2 separate regions of the Homo sapiens genome follow, and region 1 is linked to region 2. A link is a loop called in an ENCODE intact Hi-C map of the cell type or tissue named here. Cell type or tissue: IMR-90. All regions are shown on one strand. Links, peaks and the distances in the headings refer to the core of each region. The heading gives the core; the rest is flanking DNA. Region 1 has its middle 260 kb from the start of KCNE4. Region 2 holds the start of SCG2 (secretogranin II).

Evidence for each region. Hi-C counts contacts between places; a loop is a spot of excess contacts. Peaks named below come from ENCODE experiments on the same cell type or tissue, not always from the same donor. Only the 100,000 strongest peaks of a DNase experiment are listed, where the experiment ranks them.
Region 1: a loop joins it to region 2, with 3 times the contacts of the local background. A loop is called at or near these places in 3 of 110 quality-filtered maps.

Annotation. Positions count from the first base shown.
Region 1 is chr2:223,303,318-223,311,665 of GRCh38, forward strand. No RefSeq gene overlaps it. Among named protein-coding and RNA genes, the nearest start is that of KCNE4, 260 kb to the left of the region's middle. In IMR-90, for the core only: a CTCF peak has its summit at 3,254 (motif pointing right); no DNase peak of the experiment used is centred there.
Region 2 is chr2:223,598,874-223,607,221 of GRCh38, forward strand. SCG2 (secretogranin II) reads right to left here and starts at 3,488. Exons shown (of 2, transcript NM_003469.5): 1 at 3,412-3,488; 2 at 1-423. The coding sequence starts at 409. In IMR-90, for the core only: a CTCF peak has its summit at 3,693; DNase peaks (open chromatin) are centred at 308, 608, 3,548 and 4,308; H3K27ac peaks cover 612 bases.

The DNA.
Region 1 (8,348 bases), core at 108-8,107, 300 kb before region 2:
CAGGAATGTGGTAGAACTTTACTACAGTGCAGTAATTGAAATATCAATGAAAATATCATAACTGAATTGTAATGGTGTAATTGGTTATGGTGAGGTAAAATGGAAGGGTCATTGGGTTTCTTGGCTTATATGTGTGTAGCCACCCTTGATAAGTGCTAAGCTTACACTCAGTTATCCCATAAAGGGAAGAAAAGCGGGTTCATTCCTGAGGCAGCAGCCTGGGGTTATAGGGCCTAAGTTTAGTCTATGACATTGCTCCTACCTTTGCTGAACACACAAGCAGCTGGAGTAATACCAAGAAGCCTCCATTTCTCTCCATGATCCTGAATATTTCGTGCCTGGAGTGGTGAGAATTATAATTCCGCTGCTCCCCAAATTCTGGGGTGGCAGAAGTAGCCTTAGGAGACTGTCCTCTTTTGTTCTCTTATGTTGTATCTATTTATTCTCTGTAATGAAGGGCTCACTTAAAGGGAAAAGATTACCCTTAAATGTACCTTTAGAACTGGGAAACTAGTTTTGAACTTGATTAAAACATGTGTATTCTGTTTTACAGTTTTCACACCAGTTGTCCAATTGGATCCTCATAGGAACTCAATAATATAAGCAGAAAGGTGTGAAAATAAATTTAGAGTGAATTTATAAGTAACTCACAATTCTCTTTCTCTAATAATGGCACTTCTACTCTAAAGGGAAAGCTATGTCTGAAGCATGCTTTAGAAGTTTCATCTGGAGACCCAAAGCAGAGAACAATAGTACCAAGCTAATTTCCACATTCTAAAATACAGTGCCAGGTCACCAGTGAAGCATTATCAAGGGGGTAGCCTGAAACTGGTTCTGCAACTCCCATATTTTAGCCCCAGGTATTATTTTCTTAAAATGAAGAACTTATTTAGGGGGGAGATTAATGGTGGAAACCCCTTTGAAGAGAGTTCTTATTGAAACACTCTCTGCTCCCCAGATGAAGGGCACACTTATGGAACCACTTGGAGAAACAGGTGTGTCTCCAGGGCTAGATACAAGGACAGCTGCTTGACTTCATCTTCAGATGTCTGAGCATGAGAGGCTAGCTGGAACTGCTTTGATAGCAGAGCATGTAGGAAGGGATTCTCTGGGTGTAAATTAAGTTGCACATATGCATTAGTTCATTTTCTGTTGCTTATAACAGAATATCTAAAACTGAGTAATTTATTTTTAAAAAGGAATTTATTTCTTACACGTGTGAAGGCTGAGAAGTCCAAGGTTGTGTGGGGCACATCTGTTGAGGACCTGCTTACTGGTGGAGACTCTCTGCAGAGTCCCAAGGTGGTACAGGGCATCATATGGCAAGGGAGCAGAGCGTGCTTCTCAAGTGTCTTTTCATTTTTCTGTAAAGCCACGAGTCCCACTTCCATGACAATCCAATTATCCATTAATCTATGAATGGATTAATCCATTCATGAGGGCAGAGCCTTCATGACCCAATCACCTCATAAAGTTCTCCCTTTTTAATACTGTCACATTGGGGATTTAAATGTCAACATCGTTTTAAAGGGACAAATATTTAAACCACAGCAACATGTATCAGTGGCAAGCTAAGAATGTAGGATTTTCCTTCAAACCAATGGATCAATGATAATAGCAGGACTGTAATTATCTTAAAGGAGCCTCCACCTAAGAGGCTATGATGATTGATTTTATGTGTCAACTTGACTGGGCCACAGGGTGCCCAGACATTTGGTCAAACATTATTCTTGATGTATCTGTGAAAGTGTTACCATTTGATTTTGTAGACTGAGTAAAGAAGATGTCCCTCCCCAGTGTGAGTGGGCTTCATCCAACCAGTTGAAGACCCAAATAGAACAAAAACGCTAAATAAGAGGGAACTCCTTCAGCCTAACTGCTGGAATTGGACATTGGTGTTTGCTTGCCTTTAGACTCAAACTGAAAAATTGGCTCTTCTTGGGTCTTGAGCCTGCCAGTCTTCTAACTGAATCTTACACCATTTGCTCTGCTGACTGCAGGTCTTGGAACTTAGCCTCCATAATCATGTGAGACAATTCCTTACAATAAAGCCATCTATCTGTCTATTATCTATCTATCTATCTATCTATCTATCTATCTATCTATCTATCTATCTATTCACCCACCCACATATATATCTCCTACTCTGGAGAACCCTGACTAATACAGAGGCCTATCTAGATGGCTGCACTGCTGGGAACCAGGGTTTGAGGGAGAGACTATAGATAGTTCCTGTGCTGGGGTAGTTTTCCTGTGAGGTTGGATCATCAAAGAACCCAAAAAGCACTCTTTGAGAGTAGACACCTACCACTTCCAAAGTCAGATTGTAATGTCAAGAAGATTCTTCTCTTTCCCACTAATTCTTCTTCACCTCTGCAGCTGACTAAGGAGGAACAAGAAACAGCAGCTAAAGGACAAGAAAGTAAGGGAAGATAGGAAGAGAGAATGGAGAAATTTTAAATTAGAAGTGAGTTTTAGAGTTTGATATTAAATTACACTGAACATTTTAATATCTGTAAGTCATCAGAAAAGACATGAAATTTTCTCCAGTTTTCTCCCAGGTGGGAAGCAATGATTCATGGAGTGGGATTAAGGCAGCAGTGGTGAGATAGAATAAAATTGCTTTCTGCTTGTAGCTTTGAAGTACAATTTAACACCATGGTTACATTTTTATTGCATGAAGCTGTTCCTTTGACTCAAATGACTGAACGAATGAAAAATGGATCACAACTTGAATGGATGGCAATTAAATTTTGCATCCTACTAATTTATATTTGGTATAAAGATGGCATTCTTGACTAGTTCCTTGAGTAAAAGAGAAGCAGAGAAGTGGTTCTGCAGAGGGAAAAGATTGCAGCAGATCAGTGTAGAGAAGCACAGTTGAGACACAAAGATGAAGACTTGTCTTCTGATGGCTTCAAGTTCCTGTTTTCAGCCTTAAACTGATATTGGTTCATGAGATACTGTATCCTTCCAGTAAATGCATCTTTTTTTTTTCCTTAAACTTGTTGATTTGTTACCTATTACTTGTAACCAAGAGATATGCTACCAATACAGACAGGTACTACTCTCATTTTACAGATAATCTGAATAAGCTCTGTATTAGTCCATTCTCATGCTGCTATAAAGAACTGCCTGAGAATGGGTAATTTATAAAAGAAAGAGGTTTAATTGGCTCGCAATGCCGCATGGCTGGGGGGAGGCCTCAGGAAACTTACAATCATGGTGAAAGGGGAGGCAAACACATCCTTCTCCACATGGTGGCAGCAAGGAGAAGTGCTGCGTAAAGGGGGAAAACCCACTGTAAAACCATCAGATCTCAGAGAGCTCACTCACTATCACCAAAACAGCATGAGGATAACTGACCCCATGATTCAATTATCTCCCTCCAGGTCCCTCCCCCCACACTTGGAGATTATGCTAACTACAAATCAGGATGAGATTTGGGTGGGGACACAGCCAACCCATATCAGAATCAAAGAGAGCAGAATTACCTGTGGATACATAGTAGAAATGATATATTCAGAAACTAGAGAGCAGTCATTATGATGCTACTAAAACTTGTCAGGCTATATTGTAGATACTGATGATATAACAATGAACAAAATAAAATTTGTGTAGAGTGTGAGAGAGAGAATGATGTCTTTAAGATCTGGGGCTTGAACCAGTGAGTGAATGAATATGCCAACTACTGAGATGGGGAATGCTGAGACGGAATGGGATTTTTGGGGGTGGACAATCAGGAACTCTGCTTTTGTCAAGTTGATTTTAAGATGTTTATTAGATGTTCAAGTGGAGATGGATATGAGTTAGTTACAGAGAGTGTTTGGAGTTGAAATTAGCTGATTGGGAGAATCTTGATAATATTTAAAGCCATGCAACTGGATAAAATTATGTAGAGAATGACTAAAGACAGAGAAGAAGTTTCTAAGGCACCCCAACAGGTGGAAATTAAGAAAATGAGTAAGATCTAGCAAAGGAGACTCAGGGAGTACACACAGTGAGGTGGAAAGAAACCCAGAAACTAAGTAAAGATAGGAGATACAGATGAACTGTATCAGTGACTAAATGGCTGCTTCTAGGTGAAATAAAGTAAAAACCAGAAAACTGACCATTGGATTTGGTGGTGTGGGTGTCATTAGTAAACTTGACAGGAGTAATTTCAGTGACAACACATGCAAAGTTGGGTGAGAAATTACAAACTGTAATTTGTCTTTTCATACACTTCTATCTTGGAACTATTGAGATCGAGGAACTAAATTGGATGTCTTGATTACTGAAATTATGTTCCAAGACCTGTCTGACCAAATGTTTTTATATCAAGCCATATAAAGTTCTAGATCTCTGATATAAACATTGTTATTGTGTTTAAATAAACAAAGAGATTGATCATAAATATTTATGAGATTGTAATAGGCATAGAAAAAATTATTTACCAGAAACAAAAGGTTTCTTACTAGCACTGAGAAGGAAGAGCGTCTTTTTTTGGACTCCCGCATTTCCCTTATATAAACTCGGGTTTTCAACTGTCCTCTGACACATATAATTGTCTGGCCAAGCCTGAGAGCAGTGGGGATAAATCTTTGATTAGAGATGGTTCAAAGAGAAGTGAAGGAGAATGGTGCCATCATATAGACTTTTTTTGAGAAATTTTTGTTATGAAAGGGAGCAGAGATTCGGTCCAGTAATTAAAGGAAATTTTCAGGTCATGGAAGTTGTTTTTAAGATGGAAGATATTACAATAATCTTTGTGTGAGGATGGACATGATGCACTAGAAAGAGAAATATTGATGGATGGGTACAGTGCTTGCCTTGGCCCCACAAAGCCTATCATAGGAGCTCTTCCAATGGATATCAGCTATGTATCTGGCCTAAATCCAACTGACCTGCAGCAAACCACATCAATAGATTCCAAGGATGTTGGAACGTGATGCTGCTATTGAGCGAGTTCAGTGCAGCCATCTGCCCAGACTTCAGGAATTAACCTGAAAATACCTTGTATTTTCATTTTTATTGATTAATATTTTAATTAAGAATAAATTAATTATCCAATAGTAGCTCGTATTAAAGAGCCATGCTCCATCACTTTGTGTCTCTTTAATACAAGCTACTACTAGAAAATTAGTGTATTATTTTTAGTTTGGTGATTAACTACAGTAGATCATCAAAGGTCTCCTTTTCTTAGGAATCTGAAATAATCATTATGCTTATGAGATAAGTGTGTATGAGAGTGATTTGAAACAGTTTTGGTAGTCACATTACAAAAGACTGATATGTCAGTCCTTCGACACATATTTTCTTTCTAGTGTTCCTTCTCCAGCCTAAAATTAGTTCATGTTTTATATACCAAGAATTATAGCATGGAAAATGCCAATATTAACTAAGCTAGAATTTGGTTTTATTGGTGAACTAATCCTAAACCACTCCATGTTCTAGATAATCTTGGTCTTCAGAAACTCTATATTGATATGAGACCAAATCCCTTACGTGGCTTTTCATGTCCCGATTCAGTGATCTCTAGTTGGCTACCTTCAGTTTTTTTTTCTTTTTTTGAGATGGAGTCTCACTCTGTCGCCCAGACTATAGTGCAGTGGTGCAATCTCAGCTCACTGCAACCTCTGCCTCCCGGGTTCAAGCAATTCTCTGTCTCAGCCTCCTGAGTAGCTAGGATTACAGGTGCCCACCACCACGCCTGGCTAATTTTTGTATTTTTAGTAGAAACGGGGTTTCACCATCTTGGCCAGACTGGTCTTGAACTCCTGACCTTGTGATCCACCTGCCTGGGCCTCCCAAAGTGCTGGGATTACAGGTGTGAGCCATTGCGCCCAGACTACCTTCAGGTTTATATTCTTGTAGAAAAAAAGTTGAATAGGAATGGATTTAGAAGGCATGTATCTGGCTGGGCATGGTGGCTCATGCCTGTAATCCCAGCACTTCTGGAGGCTGAGGCGGGTGGATCACCTGAGGTCAGGAGTTCAAGACCAGCCTGGCCAACATGGTGAAACCCCGTCTCTACTAAAAATACAAAAATTAGCCAGGTGCGGTGGTGGGCGCCTGTAATCCCAGCTACTCAGGAGGCTGAGGCAGGAGAATTGCTTGAACCCAGGAGGCGGAGGTTGCAGTGAGCCAAGATCGCGCCATTGCTTTCCAGTCTGGGCCACAGAGTGAGACTCCGTTTAAAAAAAAGAAAAGAAGGTATATACCTTCCCATTTTCATAAATCCCACCATTTTCTATTATGTCATCTTTGGCTGTGTCATGTAGTTGTGGTTCCTGTTTAGTCCACATAGGCATTTGATTTCATGACCTTTGCATAAAATGAAATAATCTACCGAGGTTTGCATTTTTCCTAGCAGGAAAAAACATTCTATTCAGATAATTCAACTGAAGAGAATACATTCAGGTATTACTTAAGACATGAGGGTAAGAATAAACGACTGAAAAAAAGAATGATTAAGTGCTCAGAGGCTGGAAACAGAGGGAGGCCGTTACCATCCATAGGCCTGAGGGCCAAGAGGAGCAAATAGTATCCCCAGAGCCCAGAAGGTGTGAGAGCTGTGGAGGAGGGAACCACAGTGCTGAAATGGGGTCGGGGTACTCAATTCCCCTTTTCTCTGCTTTAAGATCTCCCTCCTATTGGGAGTCACACCTAGCCAGAAGCCAGTCCAACAAGGGAACACCAATGCAGCTCATAACGGTGAGCTGCTTGGGACCCAGAGGTTACAAATGGGGAAAAACAAGTCTGAATGAAACACAAGCTTAAGACACATGCTCACAGATATTCACAGGTGTGTGTGTGTGGAAGACCACTGGACAACTTTGCCATTGAGAATAATCTGTATTTCCTGAATTCGATAGCTCTGTATATGTTTAAATCCTAGAGATTTCAAAGTAATAAGAACCAGAAGGTATCTGCCATACACAGTGCCCACAGTATGAGCTGACACTGAGAATTCAAAAGAGCTGAAACTCTACCTTACTTACATGGAGGTTTAACTGCTGATGCAACTCCTGAGGTTCTAGCCCAGATCAAACCAGAGGAGCCTTGTCTTGTTCTGGCTGATGGTGCTGAACTGGGCAGCTAAATTTGCCCACCTCAGTGTGCCATTTGGTTTATTCCAGAATCTACCTGGTATTTCCAGGTTTGAAGGATCACCCAGGACAGGGCTAATATCATCTGGAACAGTTCCTCCTTACACTGAATTTTTACTCTTTAGACCTAGAAACATACAAAGTTGGGTGAGAAATTACAAATTGTAATTTGACTTTTCTACAGTTCTATCTTAGAACTATTGGCATTGAAGAACTAAATTGGATGTCTTGATTACTGAAAGCATGTTCCAAGACCTGCCTGATCAAATGTTTTTATATCAACCCATATAAGGTTCTAGAGCTCTGAAATAAACATTGTTATTTTGTTTTAAAAAGCCAAAGGAATTGATCATAAATATTTGTGAGATTCTAATAGGCATAGGAAAAAATATTTACTATACAAAAGGTTTTTCATTAGCACTGAGAGGGAAGACAGTCTTGTTTTGGACACTAGCATTTACCTTGTATAAACTTGGGTTTTCAACCATCTCTGACACATATAATTGTCTGGCCAAGACTGAGAGTTTTTGCCAAACATTGCTTACTTGAATGGATATTTCTTACAGATTTCACAAAATTCAATACATTCTTTGTTACCATCTTGTTTGCAAAGCAGGAATTGTCCCAGAGCTATTACGCCTCCTGGTTAAATTGGAGAGTTCAATAGTTTCTCTGATCCAACATCCTAAAGGCATCCCCTTGGCAGCGGATGTGCTGCAAATGTTCCCTAATGAGTTAACATCTAAGTTATGCTTTATCAATTAGTCTTGCTATACGTGACCCTCTTGTGAGTATAAAAAATGTTTTCCAAATTCACTGGTACATCTAAAGGAAGATTGTTTTTGTTTTGTGGATGCAAGATGTCAGCGGTGTGAAAGGGGGAAATCACATATCAGTTTAACTCTGTAATGGTTTTATTTTCTTAATCTGCTATTTGAAGAAATCATTTTAAAAAAAAACCTACACTAACTTGAAAGTCTATATTAGATGTTATTATTCAATGTGACCCTTGGGTGCATTTGCCAAAAATAAGTTTGATTTTCTACATTTGCAAATACGCTAAAAGTAGGAAAATTAAACCATCCATCTTTTATTATAAACTTTCATTCACTAGACATGTGTAATAGGCAAGGTATGAGCACACGCCTGGTCTCCAACTGCCTGGTTTCTGATATGCATTCATATAAATGAATCCCAATGGCTATATCTAAGGAGAATATTAAAAGCTGCTTCTGAACACTTTTATTCTATTGTATT
Region 2 (8,348 bases), core at 260-8,259:
AGGCATAGGGCTTATTTTCTTTTGGTGCAGACTGAGGCTCATTTTCAGCCTGTCTCAAAGCTTCGAGTATTATTCTCATCCAGTCTTCTTCACTCAGTGAATCCCTCTCGGGCAAGTGGCTTTCATCGCCATTTTCTTTTTGCTGAAGGGGGACAGAGACACCTTGGTAGGGATTATAATCTGGGCTGCTTTCTTCCTTATGAGCTTGTTGTCGGAGGTTTTCTATGTACTCCAAAGCCCTGATCATTTCAGGACTGGGAAACTTTTGGACATTTTCCAACCTGAGGTCTGGTTCTTTCTGAAGCAGCTGGTTTCTCTGAAATGAAGCTGCTTCAGCCCCAGAGATGAGGAAAATTAAAGGGATAAGAGACAGGGCTGCTCCAAGCCAGTGGGTCTTTGCTTCAGCCATGTTTGAAAGATTTCCTTAAAACATAAAAAATATGAGTTACACAAATGAAACAAACTAGAAGACACTATAGCAAAAGAAATAATTGATCATTGAGGTGAGGAAAAAACATAGTAGATATTATTTCACATTAAGCTTAGGATAACTCTTTTTAAAAATTCATGAATATTTTCCACATGATTCCCACAAGCAAACCACAGGAATCTTTAGCAAAATTATTACTCATTCACCAAAAACTTGCATAGCATTCTCTTAGTTAAAACAACAGCAAAAACACTGATATGAGATTTCTTAAATTTTATTTTTTCATTTACAGAACTTGTAGTTTGATGTTTAGTACATGTTGTTTCTCTATAATAAAGCAGCAAATACTTCCCAAGATGTTTTAATTATTTTATATATTGAAGTCTATTGGCAAAATAATGTGTTGGCTTAATTTAAAACATGCATTTACACATACGCGCCCACAAATTATGTCCTTAAAGTTGTGTCAAAAAACATGTGGTTTATTTCCTGAAATGTCCATCTAATTTTGTTGCTGAAACACAGCTGCAGTTACATGACCATATATGACAAAGTAATACTTTTATATGTCAATCATACCGAATTACCTTCTGGGGAGTCCTATCCAGATATATTTTTCAGAAATAACTTGTTCTCAATCTGATACCGAATCCAATGATCCATAAATAACCTCCAGAACACGGGTCTTCTCAGATTCCAGCCAGTAGACTAAACCAATGAAGTTTCTTTTTGTGTGAACGTGCTAAACCAATAAAGTGTTTTAAAATCTCTTTGCTTCATATTTCTTCTAATAATTTATATTATGACTGTCTTGCAAAATGCAATTGTGGTTATACTTTTCATCAGCCCTTCAGAGTGTATAGTAAATAATAACAGATGCTACAGAGAGAACATAAGTTTTTTTAGCTAGTCTATTTCTGAACTTGTGAGTGTTCAGATTCAGTTTGTCTTCTGTCTGTGTCTATTTTGGTATGGACCTGTGAAATCTTAAATCACTCATACTGTTTAGAAAAATCTTAAAATAACCACTATGTAAATCCCAATTCAAATAAACACAGATGATGTGCTGAATTCTTCCTACTTAAAAATCTCCATTCATTATTTCCTCCGATGCCTTAAAATCTTACATAGGAATTAGGAAGAGGATTAGTTTTTATGTGTTTTACATTTAATATTGCTAACATTGAAAAAACTATTTTAATATTGGCTATTTTGTTGTAAACAAAATGAATGTAAGAGGAGTTTACAAGTTTGTTCATATCTTTACCAGATCATGGTTTTGTGATAGATAAGCTAAGTTATATGTATACAATTTTCTGTTAGCTTAGACATCAATTGTAGAAAATACCATTGTTCACAAGATCATATTGATGATTTTGTTTCCAGTTTTTTAGAGCCCAATAATGGCTTAGTTATGAAAACATTTTAGCATACGTATATACCTATTTAAATGATTCACGTTTACCAGAGTACTTAATTTATTGAAAGAAACATCTTGAAAGGCATTTGAGAGGATACTTCCAAAATATTTATTATAAATACATGTTTACTATAAGTAATTTTATTCATAAAATAATGAGGTTCAAATAAAAATACATTATGCACTCTTGTTTATATTATTTCAGGATTAATGTAGCTTTGGTAATCAACTTTCAACATTGGCATTTGAAATAATAATCTTAAAAACCTTACTGAACTTATTTTTTTTGAAGCCACAATACTGAAATAGTCTTAACATGTGGATTATATGCTCATCTTTAAAATCATTATCTTGGAACTGCACTTTGCTGTAAAGTTGAAGCAGACTACTCATTGCAGTTGTTTAAACCACAGCCTAAGAAGTGCTACCCTTTGCTTAACTATTCAGCTTCAGTTTGAATGACATAGTTATTGCCTTTGAGTGAGACCCAAAGGATTCTTTTCCCAGGTAGCAGCTCTTTCAAGTAGTAAAGATGTTTCAACAGCTCTACTATTCTATATGGGGTTTGATTTAAAATTGAATTTTCTGAAATCCAAATAATTAGAACATTATTTTTCCCCTGATAGCTATCATTAAAATCTCTCAAGTTAAAATGTCTTTTCTGTTGAATTCAGGCTAGAGCATTGACACATGCAGGTGACTATATGTAATTTAAGCAATTCAACTAGTTGGGATACAGAAAAAATGAAATACTTGTCCCAGACAAAATCTTTAGCAACATATTGAACATCCTCTTTAAATCAAATTATAGCAATAACAATAACAATTTACAAAGTTATGAGTATTTTCATCATGTATTCAAAATGATCATTTCTCTGTAATTCATGGTCACAGCCAAATTACAACCCAAGATAATATTTTGCCCTGGAAAAAGGAAGAATCCAGTGTTCAGGAAAATCCTAAGTTAACATCTTAGAACTAAAATTAGGAGATAATAATGTAAGCTCTTTCAAATATACAAGTTCAGAAAAGAATTTTATGTGGTTAGTTAATTCAGAGCTCTTGTAAGATAAATATCAAAGAAAAAAAACCTAGTTCCAAAATGGGTTGCCTTTATGACTAACATGCTTGACAGCCTTTGTATCATTGGAAACCTACTGTTAAGAATATTAAACATATAAATTATACCCCTGGCTTCGTATCTGGCTCTTAGTGGCAGAAATAATAAATTTTGGAAAGAAACAAGATATTGGGCTTGGTTAACTTTACATTAATCTGTGTATTGACACTAAAATCCTTAACTTTTTCACTCTTTTTTATATGATTATCTAAGTAACATTCTGGTTAGTAAATATCCAACATCAAGTAGTATAAAGCATAGACCCGATCATGTATATACACATATGTAGTGTCCTTACATTGGCTGATGAGCAGCAGGTTGCTATTCAGTTATCCTATCGACATAAGCTTGCCAAACAGTCTTTTTCTTCTCAGCTAGGAATTAAAAGAAGAGCATGCAATTTGGAACTTTCCAATAAATCAAAGAGAAAAGCAGCCTTACCTCTTTTTGTTTATATGGCAGAGGAGCTCCACAGCATATTCCTCCCCGTTCTCCGGGCGAGCTTCTCGGGCCGTTTCAGCACACGGACAGCTCCTCTGCTTATAGGGAGCCGCTGCGCCTGACTCCGCACTGCCACACTGACGTCACCGGGTTCAGCCACAAACCCCAGCACAAGCGAGGTTTTTCAAAGAACCAAGAGAAAATAATCACTTTATATTTAAAAAAAAAAAAAAAGAAAGAAAGAAAAGAAAAGAAAAAAAAGTTGCATGCTTACGCCACCTGTCTTTTTGTGGCAAAAATTGCAGTTTTCCTTTTTCTTTTATCAAAATCTTTGAGACGGAATAAACTGCTCTGCACGATTTCTCTTACAAAGAAAGAAATGTGTGTCAGACAGACATGGCTAATTGCAAGACAATCTCATCTATGTTCTAGCAACTTGTTATAATAGTTTCTTGGTGTCACTGTTGTAATTGTTGTCGTCGTTGTAAGAAAGTTTTACAGACAAGGATTATTTTTTCATCTTTGCCCACAAAGAAATTACATTACCATTTCCTGTTATAACCAAGATGAATGGAGGACACATTATAAATATGAAAGGCCATATTTCTTATCATGACCACAGCCATCATTCTTTTAAAATCATATTTATTTGAATAAAACAGAGAGTTCTCTCTCTTTTATATGAGAGCCAACTTTAATAGCTTATATAGTTTTTTAAATGGGTATTTATCAGACTTCAAGCTTAGTAGCTAATAATTCTTTATATCTCTGTTACTGTCTTTCACAATATCTGATCTCAGAAAGGGAAGCTCAGAAGTTGAGTGCTGATGAAAATACTTTCATCTACTTAAAAAAAAAGTCTTTTCACTGTTTGGGAAAAATGTGACACATACGTAACTAGAATTCATTTGCAATCGAAAGGAAGTTGTACTATAAATATTTCCCTTCTCCTGTTGAATCAGATGAGTTGAATACCTTCCATGAATGTGAACAATCCAGGGAATAATACAGCAATTAACTTTCAACCTCTCAGATTTATAATTCATAATCATTCCTCTGCCTTACCAGATAACCTGATTATATATTTCAATAATTTATATGGATATAAATTTTAAACTTTATTTTATTAAAGATATGAGTTTCTAAAAACTGTATATGTTGACATATACTTTAAGAATGCAACAGAATCTTGCCATATAAGAGATCCCATGTGTTTCTGCTAAATGAACAATCAGCCACTGACTCAATAAATTGTAATACCTACTAGGTGCCAGATACATTGCTAAATGCACAATTGTTAACTAATACAAAAATAAGTGATTTTTTTGCCTTTGATGAGCCTTTCAGCTAATGGGGATGACATGCAAATAAACACATAATTTTCATATAAATTGGAAAGCATCAATAGAGAGGTTAGCTAGCAGTGTTTGGACCATTTGGATAGCCAATGGGTTCAACCTAGAAATTCAGGGGGAAACAATGTCCTGGAATAAAAGGCCTAAGCTGAGATTTCTCACTATCAGGTTTTCTTACAAGGATTTCTAACTATGTTAGTACTTTTGAATTCCTCGAAAAAATAGGAAATGGCTTAAAGTCTTACAGAAAAAATCTTGGAAAAATGTGCCTCGATTCTCCCTATTTGGTTTTCCTAAACGACTAGGAGATCATCATTTGTGGATTGATATGAATTCATATACACTCAGACTGGGGTTATATGTCCAATTCATCCAACAAATTTTGCCTCATAGTGGTTTTTTAGGGCATGATCAAATGCTGGGTTGAAGAGACCTAAATATGACCCATTTCTCAAGCATCATCTCAATGACACCAGCTCATTCACTGACATCCTTAGCTAAGATTGCCTTAAATCTTAACAAAGCCCTGGCTAGCTGCTCCAAGTTTGACCTAATTTTCTGTCCAGCAGTTCTGTGTGACCAGTTCAACTAACCAGTATCAACGCAGCTTTAGAAAACTCTGCAATTATTCTTAAAATGTTGAGTTTGTTCAGCATAGGTCTCAAAAGCCCTCCAGAAAGTCATCCTGACTAGGCTAATTCATTTATGTGGAACTAAACTTTTTGGCAAGAACCAGAAGCTACGGTTCTTCTAAAGCCCCAGAGTCAACATCTTGCCTGGAAATATCTTCAATCATCCAAAAGACATGCAAAACCTCATTCAAAATCTCCAAGTAGATGTGAGATGCCAGGAGGCTGTTGCTGGGATGGATTGGCTCCACTAGGCTCAAGATGTGGGTAGAACAATAAGCCATTGTGGGCTATTGAATTTCTGCCTATCTTATGAGACTATGATAAATACCTCTCACTTACTGAGTTCTGTTATGATCCAAGCACTGTACTTGGAACCTAATTTAATCCTCCGGACAACTATAACAAGTAGGTATTTTTATCTCCATTTTACAGATGAAGAAACTAAAGCTCAGAAATAAGTAAGTTGCCCACTATTTTGACTTATAATTGGTAGAGCTAGAATTTGTATTTAAGTCCATTCTATGATATTTCTACAATAAAAACTATGATTCAGACACTGCTAGAGATGGAAATACAGAAATAAATATGGGATGGATTTAATCATTAAAGACCCAAGTCCAGAATTTAGTTTCTTTGACAAAAACCCCCAGTTGTCCAGTTGCTTTTCCTGGTCTAAGAAAAGCAAAGGCATAGGCCGGGACTTCTATTTGGGGCAGCACCAATGGAAAGCAAGAATAAACATTAGATCACAGCCTTGATGCTATGGGGCATACATCTTCCAAATAAGAGAACAGTTGCTGAATTAGGAAAATTCTATTCACCAGCCTGTTTTTTCAAAATCAAACTCCCCAAACATATTTTTTAACTTTCAAGTTCAGGGGTACATGTGCAGGTTTGTTACATAGGTAAACTTCTGTCATGGAAGTTTGTTGTACAGATTATTTCATCACCCAGGTATTAAGCCTACTACCCATTAGTTATTTTTCCTGATCCTCTCCCTCCTCCCACCATCCACACTCTGATAGGCTGTGTCGTTCCCCTCTTTGTGTTCATGTATTCTCATCATTTAGCTCCCACTTACAAGTGAGAACATATGGTATTTTGTTTTCTCTTCCTGCATTAGTTTTTTAAAGATAATGGCCTCCGCCTCTATCCATGTCCCTGCAAAGGACATGATCTCATTCTTTTTTTGGCTGCATAGTATTCTATGATGTATATGTGCCACATTTTCTTTATCCAGTCTGTAATTGATGGGCATTTAGGTTGATTCCACATCTTTGCTATTGTGAATAGTGCTGCAATGAACATACACATGCATGTGTCTTTATAATAGAACAATTTGTATTCCTTTGGGTATATAACCAATAATGGAATTGCTGGGTTGAATGGTAGTTTACATCTTTGAGGAATCACCACACTGTCTTCCACAATGGCTGAACTAATTTACACTCCCACCAACAGTGTATAAGCATTCCTTTTTCTCCATAACATTGCCAACATCAATTTTTTTTGTTTTTATAGATTTTTCAATGTGTTATATTTAACATATTTCCAAAAGTCACTAATTTTTTGCCAGTAGTTATTTGTTCTAAAGGGAGCTATTTCTCAAATAGAAATGTATTTGGAGAAGAATTTAAAATGATATATATATATATATATATATACACACACGTATATGTACACACACATATATATATATCAATAGTTTGTTGACATAAAATATTTTAGAGCATGTATAAAACATTAAAATAACCTATAAATCTTTGTATCACTGAACCTGTTTCAAGGAATTATTTAAGCATGCCTTACAAAATTTTAATTTTCTTGTTAGATCTAAATTGCCAACTATCATCACCGCCAAGAAACGAATCTCTATATTGTGAACGTTTTCAGAATAATTATGTACTATGTATGAAAATGGATTTTTAGAAAATTAGCTTGCATCCTCACCAGGGTGCTGTTAATTTCAAGTTAATCATTCACAATTTAACGTTAAGTAATTAGAACAGATGAGTTTGTTTTTATGACCGGATTTTCTTAAATCTTGGTCATTTTATTCTTTGTTATTCAATTTCATATTTTATCTAGACAAGATTTTGATTTCTATCATTCATACAAGCAATCCTCTACCTTAGTAATCTTTTCATTTGAAACTTCTCGCTCTTACACTCCATTACACTTCTCATTTTGTTTCAATTTATATGGAAGCAATTGAGATCCAGAAGGCCAATGTGTCTTGTTTCTCCTTTTTCTCTTGTCTGCTTCTTCCCTGTCTCTAACTGCCTCCCTGCCTGCCCTTCCCTCCCATGGAAGATCAGACTCTCACGGTGGAGTCCAGATGCAGCACGCTTCAGCTGAGGTCCTCCAGCGTTCACCTGACTGTGCCAGCAAGGAGGGTATAGTGTCTACCCCGGCCCCTCAGGGCCTTGGCTACTTGTCCTTGCTCAGTCCTCACCTGCCTGCCTGCCTTCTCTTCTTTTTACTTTTTTTTCTTTACGCTCCTTGTTTACTCTTTACCACCTTTATCTTTTGCTTCCAAAATTTAAATTCCATTCTCTTAGTTGTAGTGCGCTTTATTAACAAATGACTGTTTTTTAACTCAGTGTCAAAGAAGAGTGAAATATTTTTCCCCTTCCCTTGCAAAGGCAGGGCCTGCCAAATTGCTGTTTGGAGAACACACAAGTCAGAAACAGGGTATACTTTATTTAATAATGTGACTGCACAGTTTCCCAGACAAAATCCACTAGGTTCTAGGAGGTAGAAACTCTGCTTTCTATTATTGTACCCTCATGCCAAAAATATGTTTGTGAATCGAGTTGAATTAAAGTTTTCTCATTCCTGCTACCAAAGCTTCACACATTTTCTCTTGGAATTTTTTAATCCTCTTACAGTAGCATCCTTATGCAAATGCACTGACTTTATTCATTTGCATTGCATGCACTGCTAGCAA